Regions from separate parts of the Homo sapiens genome. Here region 2 is linked to region 1. The links are chromatin contacts, found by Hi-C or POLR2A ChIA-PET in ENCODE. All regions are on one chromosome and are shown on one strand. The core of a region is the stretch at or near the end of the contact, and the rest is flanking DNA. Distances in the headings are between cores, read along the strand shown.

Region 1 (6,007 bases), core at 643-3,142:
GGAGTTTAATCCAAATGTACAATGCTATGGTGGAGATTTTAGACACTGGGGCAGGCATCTGCCTGCAGGGGTGGGAGGTGGATAGGGGAGTGAGCTCTTTTGGAATCACACTCTCTGTATGGTTCTCTAGATCCTTGCTACTTTACATGTGTGCCATGGACCAGTAGCAACATCACCTTGAGCTTGTTAGAGATGCAGAAATACATTACCGTCCCCATTCCTGTGCTACTGAATCTGATTCTGCATTTTAAAAGATCTCCAAGGGATTTATGTACATTTAAGTATGAGAAGCCTTGCTCTAGATCACATATCAAATTCTAGTGCTCTGCTTAAGAATAGAAACTTGCAAAGATCAAGTTTTAATTGTGAATCTCAGCTGCAAAAAAATGCACATACTCTTCTCTTTAGGTATCTTAGATCTAAACAGCCTTTTACTCACTTGCCTTGGGCAATAAACACTTTATAATAATTTAATTTATTGTACTCCATCTGTACCTCTTAAAGGAAAAGCTGGGCCAGTAAAATGTTTTTGTGAAGACTGTTAACAGAGGCTATCTCTCAGGCATGGATAGGAGAATGGTAGATTTCTATCTTTTTTTCCAAATAATTCTGTACTGTTGGAGTTTTTAATAAATATAATTATTTTTATACATAAAAGAATTTTTAAAGGAGATCAAGAAAATTTGTTATCTTATTTGACTAAGGTTTATATGGGTAACTGTAGGGACCTTTTAATTAAAATATTTGAGAAATTTCCCCTCAGATAGGGAATTATCTTTTATTTCCTTTACAATATTGAGCAACAGTAAACACTATTCCATGAATACAATCACACTTGATGGCATGTAACAAAACATCCCAGCAGGTTACGATTTTGAAGCACTGTTACTCTTACAGAATGCCATCAGATTATTCATATGTAGCTATTTATCATGCACTATAAAAGTGATCTTTCAAAGCTATTTGAAAGCAAGGGAGGAGAAAACACTCAAACTTCCTTAGCTATTCACATCTAGGATCTATCCTCTTAAAGATAAAATCCTAAGTCAATAGACATAAGTTGTAGTATATTACCTCATCCTGTACATGATTTATTGCAGATGGAAGTCAACTAGAAACTGAATTACTTTGAAACTTTTACTACTGACATTAAAATTCCAGATCTGGATACCTACACACCTTACAGTGCTTCTGAAAATAACTTTTTGCAGACACAGAAGGTACACCTACAAGTTTATTTAACTCTATCAACATAAAAAGCAGGCACAATCATTTTCAAAACTACTGATTTCTAATTACCTATTCTGTATCTGAGCACTGTAGCCTGACCTGGCTTTGCAAATCAACCAGTCACTTCACAATCAGTTGCACACATTCTTAGCCAACTCCCATTATGTTCCTAGCCATTTTACTGTAAGAGGAAAAGATCCCAACAAATCTAGTAGCTTTTTAGCTTTCATGATCACCTTTGATTGAAGTATTAATTCTCTATCCTACTTCTTAATGGAAACCACCTAAGCATTAACTGGCCAAAAATGCACCAAGCTGTTTAGCAATTATGTATTAGATATGTTTGAAGAGATCAAGGTGCACTCACATGCCCTGTGCTATGGATATGTCTCTGATTAGCTTGTCATCTGCTCAGAAGAAGATGTAGGCTGATTCTCCCATACAGTCTAGCAGGCCAGCTGTTAGCTGCCTGTCAAGCCCTCAAGTGGACAAGTAGTCCAGGAGCAAAAATGTCACTCCTTTGATCTGGCAAGGAGCAGCTGCTGATTTATAGAGTAGGACTTTGTTCTTCCGTTCTATTTTACTTTCTTTCCTAAGGCAGAACCACAAAATCCAGGAGAAAAAAAAAGTGCCGTTCCCAGCAACATCAACAAGCTCTGACAACTGCAACAGGGTTTTTCTTGGCCCTAACAAAGCTCTCAGGCATCTCCTTTGACGCTCACCTTTCCCCCTCCCCTTCCTCCCACCCCCACCATTTTTTGCAATGCAGTAGTTATTGTTTAATTCAGCTTCTGTAAATGGAATGGACTGTGGCCAGCAAGCCTGGGGCATAAACACACCTGTATGAAAGAAGCCTTATTGTAGCAACCATCTACAAGGAAGCTCGCATGAACCACACGCTCCTGAGTTCAGAAAGAATGCTCCATTTTTTCTGACAGCAAATTTTACCCTAAGTGAGTTTCTATTTTTGGTGCCACCAACCTATGATGACCACATTTGAACTGCTTCCTTTCCAATGGCATTACACTCTTTGAATCAAAGAGATAAAAGGATTACATTTTCTTCTTTTTTTTTTTTTATCTGTGAGCAAACAGATCCATCAAAAATGTTTATCCACTGCCTGTAATATCAATCATTGAGAGCTGGGTAAACGTCCAGAAAGGCTTTAGCAAATGCATTATCAAAGATGCTATAATGTTGATTTCATTACCACTGATTTATATTGACATGACTTTCCCCGAGTAACTTACGAAGGAGAAAAAAACCAACAACAAAATCTACATAAGACATGTGCATTGTCTTGCTAAGAATTAAACTGGTTTCAAATGCATAATCCTGTTCTCAACAGATAAATCTGTCAGGCTAGAGATGCCCTATCAACCAAGTGGGACATGCAATAATGCTTTGAGATACACTGTGAGAAGTCATCAGCCACATGTATGTAGGTATATGTATGTGTATTGTGTGTGTGTGTGTGCACATGTACATGCATGGAAACACACACACACAGAGCAATAAACTTTGCCAGAGATGAATTCATTAACACCTGGCTCAGTTTTCTGTGCTGCTGCTGAAGTAGGGGTGATAAGGACACGCACAGACACATATACACACATACATACAGACAGAGTTACCAATTCTAGGATATTTAGACATATTACTGCATAGATCAAAGACAGGAATTTTGTCGGGGGGTGGGGAGGGGTGGAAATGCCAGAAACAAAGGAGAAAAGAATGGTTGCTAAACATTCTCACTTCTATTATACTCAATCATGCCATGTTCTAGTGTTTGCTCCCTTCCCCTCTATCTAGGGGAACAGAGATTTTTCTCACCCTCATTTCTTGCTTTAACCTACATCACCCTTTGGCCAGTCAAAAGTTACTAATCACCTACCTCCTCCACGTTCACAGAATTGTATTCATAGATGCTTTCTCTAGGGGCATGTGTGTGTGTTTCCCAATGAGAGACTGGGTTTGGCATGGGAAGAGGGCGGAAGGTAAAGCTAGGTATAAAGGAGCAGATATAATGTAAGGCTTATTTTCATCCTGTTTTAATCCTAAAAAAAATTAGACCAAATAATTTTTAAGGTCCATAGTAATCTATCTATGTGTCACACATTGGTAAATCTTCCATATTCTATACTTCACATAAGACAAATTTAATGACAGAATATAAGACAAAGTTATATATAAAATTATCAATACATACATATATAGTTATATGAGTTTCTTTCTCCATATATATGAAAATGCAAGTTATGCCTTTAAAGATTTTTATTTTCCACACCCACAGAAACAAACTGAAAATCACAATTGGAGAACACACAAATAATTACAAGTCAAAATAGTCCATAGTCAGTAAATAAGTGTCATGAAGTCAATTAAAGAAGTTAAAGATAAAGATTAATTTCAAATTCTTGGAGGAAGAAAGCTGAAGCAGATTAAAAGAACGTGGAATGTTGGAAGAAGAGAAAACAAGGAAATGGCATGCTGTAAAGCACCAGTCCAGACCGGGGCCGATGTTGTGCAAGGGAGGATAAAGGAATTGAACTCTGACTGGCTCCCAGCTTCGATCTGGAAAACATGGCTATGATTAACACGCAATCTGGTAGAGGTTCTTGAGTGATAAATTGAATTCTTGAAATTCCTAAATGGTAGAATGATAAAATATGGTGTTTGAGGAAGATCTTTCCAAGAGCTATGTATAGGATGAACTGAACTGATGAGAATCTAGAAGCTGAGAAGATGGAAAGTTCTTGTCCAATCCAGGCAGAAGAGGGAAACAAAACGAGCTCTGATTAAGGTGGTAGAAATGAAAAAGAAGTAGGGTATTTGGTTGGGAGAACTGCTGATAAATTAAACTTAGATGAAAAAGGAGAGATACAAATACAAAAGATATTAAGAGGATAAGTCTGAGAATTTATGTTTAGTATGTTACGGTGTATAGTTGATGAAAATTGGAAATAGATGAGAAATTCCTATTTGTTGTGGTGGGAAGAGGCAAACTCAATTTTTCAAATGTTACCTTTGGTTTGACAATAGGACTTTCAGGCTGACAAAGTATGTCAGCCACTCAAGAAAAAAAAAAAAAAAAAAAACAAGGACAAAAGAAGAGCAAAAGGTAGGGACTTAACTTCAAAACGTCTAATTTCTTCCTATTTTCCAAGCTACATGAATATTCCAGAGCTGCAGGAGTAGGTAACAGGATAAACTGCCTGCTGGCTACCTCCAAAAAAATTACTTCCTTCCTCTTCCAAATTATCCTGTAAATTTTGGGAAGTTCTTTATCTGACCATGACTGGCCAAGTCGATTGTTAGTAAAAACCTCTGTGGTCAAGGCCTTGTTTCTAATAGGACCAATTCGCTTTTTCTTTACATTTTGAGTTAATTTGTGCAACTAGATTTAGAGGCCAATGATAATTACATACATGTTACACTGGGTGTTGCTACACAAATTACGTTCCACTCCTTACTTAACGAAAGTAAGTTTAGTAATGGAACTTATCAGAGAGTTTTTAAAACTGGAATAGGAAAATCTATATAAAAGACTATGTATTTTTAAGCAATAGCATAAAACAATCAAGGGTGGGTTTTCTCCAGGTAGTGACAACTAATTTAGAAGAGAATTGATAGGACAAAGTGTTACATTTAAAAGGGCCTCCATTAAGTGTGATGGCTTCCAAATTGTGTCCTCCTTTCAAACCATATTTTTCTTTTTAAATGGGCTTTTAAGGTGAAAAATATAGCACTTCACCCAAAATGGTGTGGAAACAAATGGTTCTCAAGTCTCTATTCTTCAACTCAGGCCAAACCACCCCAACACACCGGCAATCTAAAGCCACTTGGAGGGAAGGTGCTGTGCATGTGAATGTCCCCGTGGGCCTTTCATTTGTCTGGGGATCTCTTTTTTCTAAAGCAGCAGGGGATACTTCAGAAGACCAGATTGGCATGCCAGAAGTGTTTGGATGGACCAGGCTCTTATCCTCCTCTCAATTCTCCTGCTGCTTTAAAAGAAAGGATGTGGCAGAGGACACATTTGGAAGGTGGCAACATTCTTAGGGCCCTTTATCAATACCACCGCTTTCTTTAAATTGTAGCTTGGTCTCTTGTTTGAGAGGCTGAGATTTTAGCACTTTTAAAGGGAACCATAAGTGAGAAATCTCCTAGGTGTTAAACTTTAGAGTGGCTTCAACCCAAAATATGAAAAAATGAGATTAAAACACAGAAAGTCAAGTAATATTAAGAAAAAGATCCAACAAACAAAATATCATAAATATGCATACGTATATTCTTTCTGTTTAAACCAAATGCTATTTAACCAGTTTATACTGGCATCTAGTAAAGGTGCCAATGGGGAAAAAAAAATCAAAGATCTAAACAATTTTAAAACTCACTTTAAATAAATTATAGTTCTAACAGCTACGCATCTAACAATAGCTTTAAAAATTATTATGAAAACATATTATATTATGTCAGAAAGCAAAAAAAAAATCTATTCATGAATACATGACTTAATATCCTCACATTTATGATGTTCACATATCAAAGACCAAATTCCAAATAAAATTTCCTGACTGCCTTTTCTTAATGACAAATTAAACATCTTTTACTTTGATTTGACAGCCGGGTGGCATTCTGTATCTTCTCCAGAGATGTTATACGCAGTCTTTCCAATGTGACGGTATTATTACCCCCAAAATTTTCGGCATCATCCCGTAATCATAAAAGACATAAAATATATCTTTATAAACCACAAGAGACCTAGCAAACCAGCAGT
Region 2 (5,740 bases), core at 1,810-4,309, 63 kb after region 1:
CATTGTCTGTTTTCATTTTAAGTGAATGGAATGCTAAAGATGTTATAGAAGAACCTAGAACTACACTCTCTGGAGACATTACTTTCTTTTGGACATTTAGGACTATTAGCCCTAAGTTATTGTAAGCATAAAACCTGTCAGCAAGGGAATTCAACATAGACTGTGCTTTACTGAAGTAAATGCAAATTGAAATATCCTAAGTTGAATCATGAAGGGAATTTGCTGTTCGCTAAAGTGAGTCCTTTTGTAAGATAAATAACTTTCTTGCAAAACAATTAATACTCCCCAAAGGACGAATGCTTTTCTGATTTCTTTATGAACAAATCTAGATGTTTACAAAAAAATGCCAAATGAAACATTCTGGTGGATTTACTAATAAGCACTTGGATTTTCTCTTCTGTGTTCCGTTCATTGCTGTATGTCCAGCTTCTTAGGAAAAAGTCTAGGAGAGCAGTATAGCTCAATAAGTATTTTGTAAGGGAATGAATATTTCTTCAGTGCTTGACCTGAGTCTGAAACAGGGAATGTCTCATTTAGAGTGCACAAGGAAAGCAAGGGAAATGTTAGTCTTTACCGGTAATTCTCAAATTAGCAGTTAGAACCACTTAGTTGGGAGGAGACTAATGACAAGGGGAGGGAAAAATTCTGCATGTTACAGATTTAAAAGCATATTCTCTATCAATTCATTTACATTAATGAAAATCTGGATTTTTTTCATGAGAAATTATATATTTCTATTAGCCCATATTGATTCAGAAAGAAGGGGAAAAACCTGTAGAAAGCCCCATAGAACTTGTCATAATAGTCTGGGCAGAAGTACATGACTGTCATTCCAAGGCAGTAACACTTTCCATAATTTAATACCCTAGTGGATAAACATTTGAATTTAAAGTGTAGATACATTTTGGAAACACTCAACCAACTCAGGAAACACATGTGCTATGGTGTCATCAGGTCACACTTCAGGTGGAGCTCTGGGAAATTTTTTGGAAAATACTGGCAGAAATAGGTTGGAAGGAGGGAGAGAGAACACATAAATCCATTAGCAATTGCATTTATAGCTCTTTCCATCTGTCATTTTCAAAGCATTTTTCTAATATTAGCTGCTGAAGTTCTAAGTGCACATGGCTCATATCCATTGTCTCATCTCACTTGATAAAGGTAAAGAACCGAACGCAGGAAGCATTTGTGACTTATTACTTGTTTGTGATCCAGGCAGAATTAAATGCAAGAACTTAAGCTTCGAGTTCTCAATTTCTTTCCCTATGTTGAAAATCCATGAGGCTAACTACTTCCTAGGAATAATTATTTGTCTTTTAACAAAATCTTCATTCTTATTCTTCATATAGATTAGGGAGAAACTTTGGATATGAAAACATTGGTGATGTTACCCATTCTAATATAATCTATTACACTGAAGATTTGATTATACCAACTCAAGGCAAGCAAGGTCAACTTACAGATAAAATAATTATGTGATATTGGCAAGATGTGATTAATTATATGAGGTCTACAGTTGCCATCAAAACAATGCAAGGCAATGAATTTCTAAGGTATTTTAGTTTTGTGTAAGATTTAGTAATTTAACTAAACTCATACCTCTCTGTCCCTCCAGAATGTAAGTGATACTATATCTGCTCATGGACAACACAAGTGGCCTATAACATTTAACAAAATTGCCTAAAGAAATTAAAAGCCAATAACTGTAGGATGAATATGGAAGTCCTGAATAGTTCCACCATTAGGTCAGTTAATTTAAACTTTAAAATATTTATATGTCTCCCACCAGAACATAAGCTTCTTGAAGAAACTTGAAAGAAACAATTAGGAAAATTTCATGGAGCAAACTTTTCCCTAGCCCAGGCTATAGTTGCACAAGAGAGTTGGGGATCTAGAAACTTCTGTGGCTAATGTCTGCAACACACTGCGATAATGACCAGGAGACTAACTAGTCATTCAAGTGAGAAAAAGCTTTGACAAGTCCAAGAAAAAAAGAGCTCACTGTCATTCATTCTGGGAAATTAAAACAAAAACAAAAACTTATAAAGAAATTCAGGCTATATCTCACGAGGGGAAGAAGAAACTAAAAAAGATTAAGAGACAAAGTGAGCTTATACACATTAGAATAATATATGCTCAAATCTCTGGAGAAACTCTATTATATCACAATTAATGCAGAAACTGCAATCAAGCCAGGCTAATTTCAATAGATTCCAAGTTTTGAACAGTTCCTAGGCTATCCAAGTGGGAATTTGGCCAGGACGCTGGGGTTAATAATTCATTTTGAGGAGGGCTAATTCTTTGGGAAGCAGCCCACTCTGCAGGAGGAAACATTTGGCCCATATGAGCAAATTCGCTCTTTGAGATCACCATCTATTAGCTCCACAAGACACCATTTTTAGGGGGAGAAGGGGGAAGTAAGTTCACTTTCTCATACATATAGAAATATTTATCATGTTTTCAATAAATATATATTAATGTCAGAGAAATGGCTCAAGCATACACATTCTCAAGGAATAATTTTACAGTAACTTTTAATTACCATGATCTTAGTATCGCATCACCAGACGAGTATTATGGCTAAAAGTAGGGGCTTTGGAATCAGACGGTCCTGGCTTTTAATCTTGGCTTGGCAGATTACTTACTGTAAAACCTTGAAGGAGATACTGAATCACCCCAGGACTTGAGTTCTTCGTTTATAAAATAGGAAAATTAATGGTACCTACCTCATAGAGTTCTTATGAGGTTTAAATAAGTCATGTATTAATTGACCAAATGGATATTGAGTGCCAGGCACTGTTACAGGAGAGAAAAATCTCTGACCTCATGGAATTTATATTCTGGCAAGGAGTGAAGGTACTAAATGAAAAATACAGAATCTCTCTGGGGGTAACAAACTTCATGAAGACAAACAAGGCACTATACAGAGATAGAAAATAACTGGGGATGCTGCTCTTTTATGTAGGGTAGCCAGGGAGAGCATTTTGAGAAGGTGACATTTGATCATAGACAAGTGTAGTCAGAGCCAGCTAGGAAGGCAGGATGGCAAGGAGCCCAGAGCCCTACTGCAGAGTGAGAGGGGCTCAGTGGAAGGATGGGGGCTGGAGAAGTAGCTGGTGCCAGACCATCCTGGGCCTGTGGGTCATGTTAAAGGATGTAAGTACTAACATGGTGTCTGGCACATAGTAATTAAGCACATAATAAATAGTAGCTATTTATTTATTCATACTGGGTAAATACAGTCATAAATCAGAATCATTCCTTGTTTCCATTGCTCTGTCATGTAATGGGAGTTTTCTACATCAATCCTGTCATCCTCACATAGCGATATCCTAACACATTTTAAACGCTCATGATATCACTAGTATTTGTAAATATAAATATTTTGTGATGTGTGGTTATTCAGCATCTTATTTTCCTGTTGGTGGGTCTTAAAAGTGATTTTTTAAAAGGGTATGTTAATTGAATGAGGTGAGATAGGATGCAAAAAAGAATCTTCAGCTGGGACACACATAGAGGGAAGATGGATTAGGACAGTGTCCTTTGCATTTTCCCCAAGAACACCAGAATGCAGGTATTTTCCTTATACTAAGCTGATTTGGAAGAAAGTCTTTAACTGATCTTCATGTCTCTAAATTGACTACAAATTGGCCCCAGCAGTCACCACCTAGCAAGTACACAAGACATCAAATGGATCATTCATACACTTCCCAAAACCGGTATAGCTCCATGTCACCAATAAAACAGATTCTTGGCCTGCACTCTAAGGCCTTTCACAATATCCCAAACTATCTTTCCAAATTTATATCCCACTACTCTGCAACACAAATATAAAATCCTAACCAAACCACATTGTCTTCTCTATTTTATTCCTCTATTATTGCCACCAAAACCCCTTCCATCTTGCAGATATTCAAAATCTCACCATTCTTTCTCTCCTCCCCTTTTTCTATACACTGTGTTTCCCAGTCCCTCTATACCTCTCCTCCCCATGAATTGGGCATGACCATGCAACTGATCACTAGACAAAGGACTGTGATTAAGGGTATGTGTGCTATTTTGGGGGCTGAAGAATTCACTTGCTGCTATGAACTCCCCTAGCCCTCTCTATTGCCGCTGCAATCATGGAGGTACTTGTTAAGAGTGTGGTGTCACAAAGTGGAAGAAACTTTACATGCTGAGCTTGTATAAGGAGGACAGCCAGCCTCAGAGAATAGCCTGAACTCACCACTGATTTTGTGTGCCCAAGAAACAACTCTTTTGTGTTAAGCCACTGAGGTTTTTGGTGCTATTTGTCGAAGCAGCGTAACAAATCCTATTCTGATTGATATACATTTCTTCAAGATCCAGCTTCTTGATCACTACTTTGAAGTGATTTTTTCTTTCTCTGTGCTTCTAAAAAAATCATACGGAGAAAATTTTCTTTAGATGCTGGTTAGAAATTTCTTTGTAGGAAGAATCAGCTCTATTGAAAAGGATCTTTGATAAGCCTGTGGGTTGAAAAATAGGGGTTGAAATAAATCCCCCAGGCCTGTGTTTCTAATGGCAGGCAAGTTTCTTGTCAAAGCAGGAAGCTACTCAGCCTGAATTGCTGAGAAGCTGTGTTGAGAGCTGCCTAGGAGAAGAGGTGGAGAGGCGATTAAAGTTAAGAGGCGAGGCCTGGGAAGAGATTGCATAAAGGGAGTTTTTCAAGTGATACGTGTGCTATGTGATGTGACACTTCCCCTTGACACTAAAAGTCTTCAGCAAAACTAGAGAATTCACAAAATCCTTGATATGACTGGATTTCTTAAGGAAGCTGATGAAGTGGCTGAATTTTGCATCAAGGCTATGTTGGTTTAAAAGCAATTCACTTGTGCAGTCAAAGGAATCAGCTGATATCTGGGTCACACTTCATTTATATTATTCATTTAGGAGAGATATACATTATAGTACTTGCATTATAGAAACTGGGGGGTAAAGAGTAAGGTTCTCAATAAAATGAACCATATTTCACGCAACTCTTTAATTTGCATGTGCCTAGCTCAGAACTGTATAGTTGAGGATCTCAGTAAAAAAGTATCTATTGAAGAGATGATTGCTGCAGATCAAAACCAGTCCTCCTCACTTCGCTTTCTCATCTTGAAACGTAAACCGGCCATCATTTAGTTCTAGTTTATTTGGATTTTTTGTTAAAGACATTTGAAGAATATTCTATGACATTGCAGTCATTTTTACTTGTTAAGTGGTAGCAAGTATTTTAAGCCTTCATCAGCCACAACCTTCCTAATGGGACATTGTTGTATTTCTTCTCTTAGTTTGCACTCTTAACTGCATTTAATTATCTGAATTTTCTCAGGATGAAGAAAAAGAGCTCCCATAAAGGGTGAGAATTGAGAGGAAATGTAGATAAAAATGAATTTCACTATCTCACTTCCAGTTTATCTACTCTGTCATCAACATTAAAGTCCTGTTTTTGTCTCTTCAGAAAACCACATGACATTTGAGAATCTTCTCCTCTACTGCACAAATTTCAAAACCATCTGGAACACCTTCCTTCCTTCCTTCTCTCCACCTCCCTATTCGTCCATCCTTTTCTTCAAACACGAAAGTGTTTTTTCCTTATTTGGCTCACTCTTCCTATGTTTCTGAGCTCTTACATTCTATCTTAATTCTTTAGTTATTTAAAGGTATTGTTTATATGAGAACAAACTTATACATACATAGGAAAATTTGAAATAAATAATATTTACAGATAAAT

Evidence for each region. Hi-C counts contacts between places; a loop is a spot of excess contacts on that map. ChIA-PET counts read pairs that join two places held with the same protein, here RNA polymerase II (POLR2A). Pooled maps may share reads with other maps.
Region 2: a pooled map shows a loop between it and region 1 (2.2-fold over the local background). The contact joins two enhancer-like sites. A Hi-C loop is called at or near these places in 8 of 168 maps with a recorded cell type or tissue (Caco-2, aorta, dorsolateral prefrontal cortex and 3 more) and 4 of 50 pooled maps. POLR2A ChIA-PET finds 5 or more read pairs at or near these places in 4 of 52 experiments (GM12878, HEK293, Panc1 and 1 more).

The regions. Positions count from the first base shown.
Region 1 is chr15:36,902,344-36,908,350 of GRCh38, forward strand. All of the region lies in intron 9 of MEIS2 (Meis homeobox 2), which reads right to left. Among named protein-coding and RNA genes, the nearest start is that of MIR8063, 68 kb to the right of the region's middle. Within about 2 kb of position 1,893, at least 2 of the 41 ENCODE cell types and tissues checked have a DNase peak (open chromatin) inside an H3K27ac peak, as active enhancers do.
Region 2 is chr15:36,963,857-36,969,596 of GRCh38, forward strand. The region is part of intron 8 of MEIS2 (Meis homeobox 2); the gene reads right to left. Among named protein-coding and RNA genes, the nearest start is that of MIR8063, 6.2 kb to the right of the region's middle. Within about 2 kb of position 3,060, at least 2 of the 41 ENCODE cell types and tissues checked have a DNase peak (open chromatin) inside an H3K27ac peak, as active enhancers do.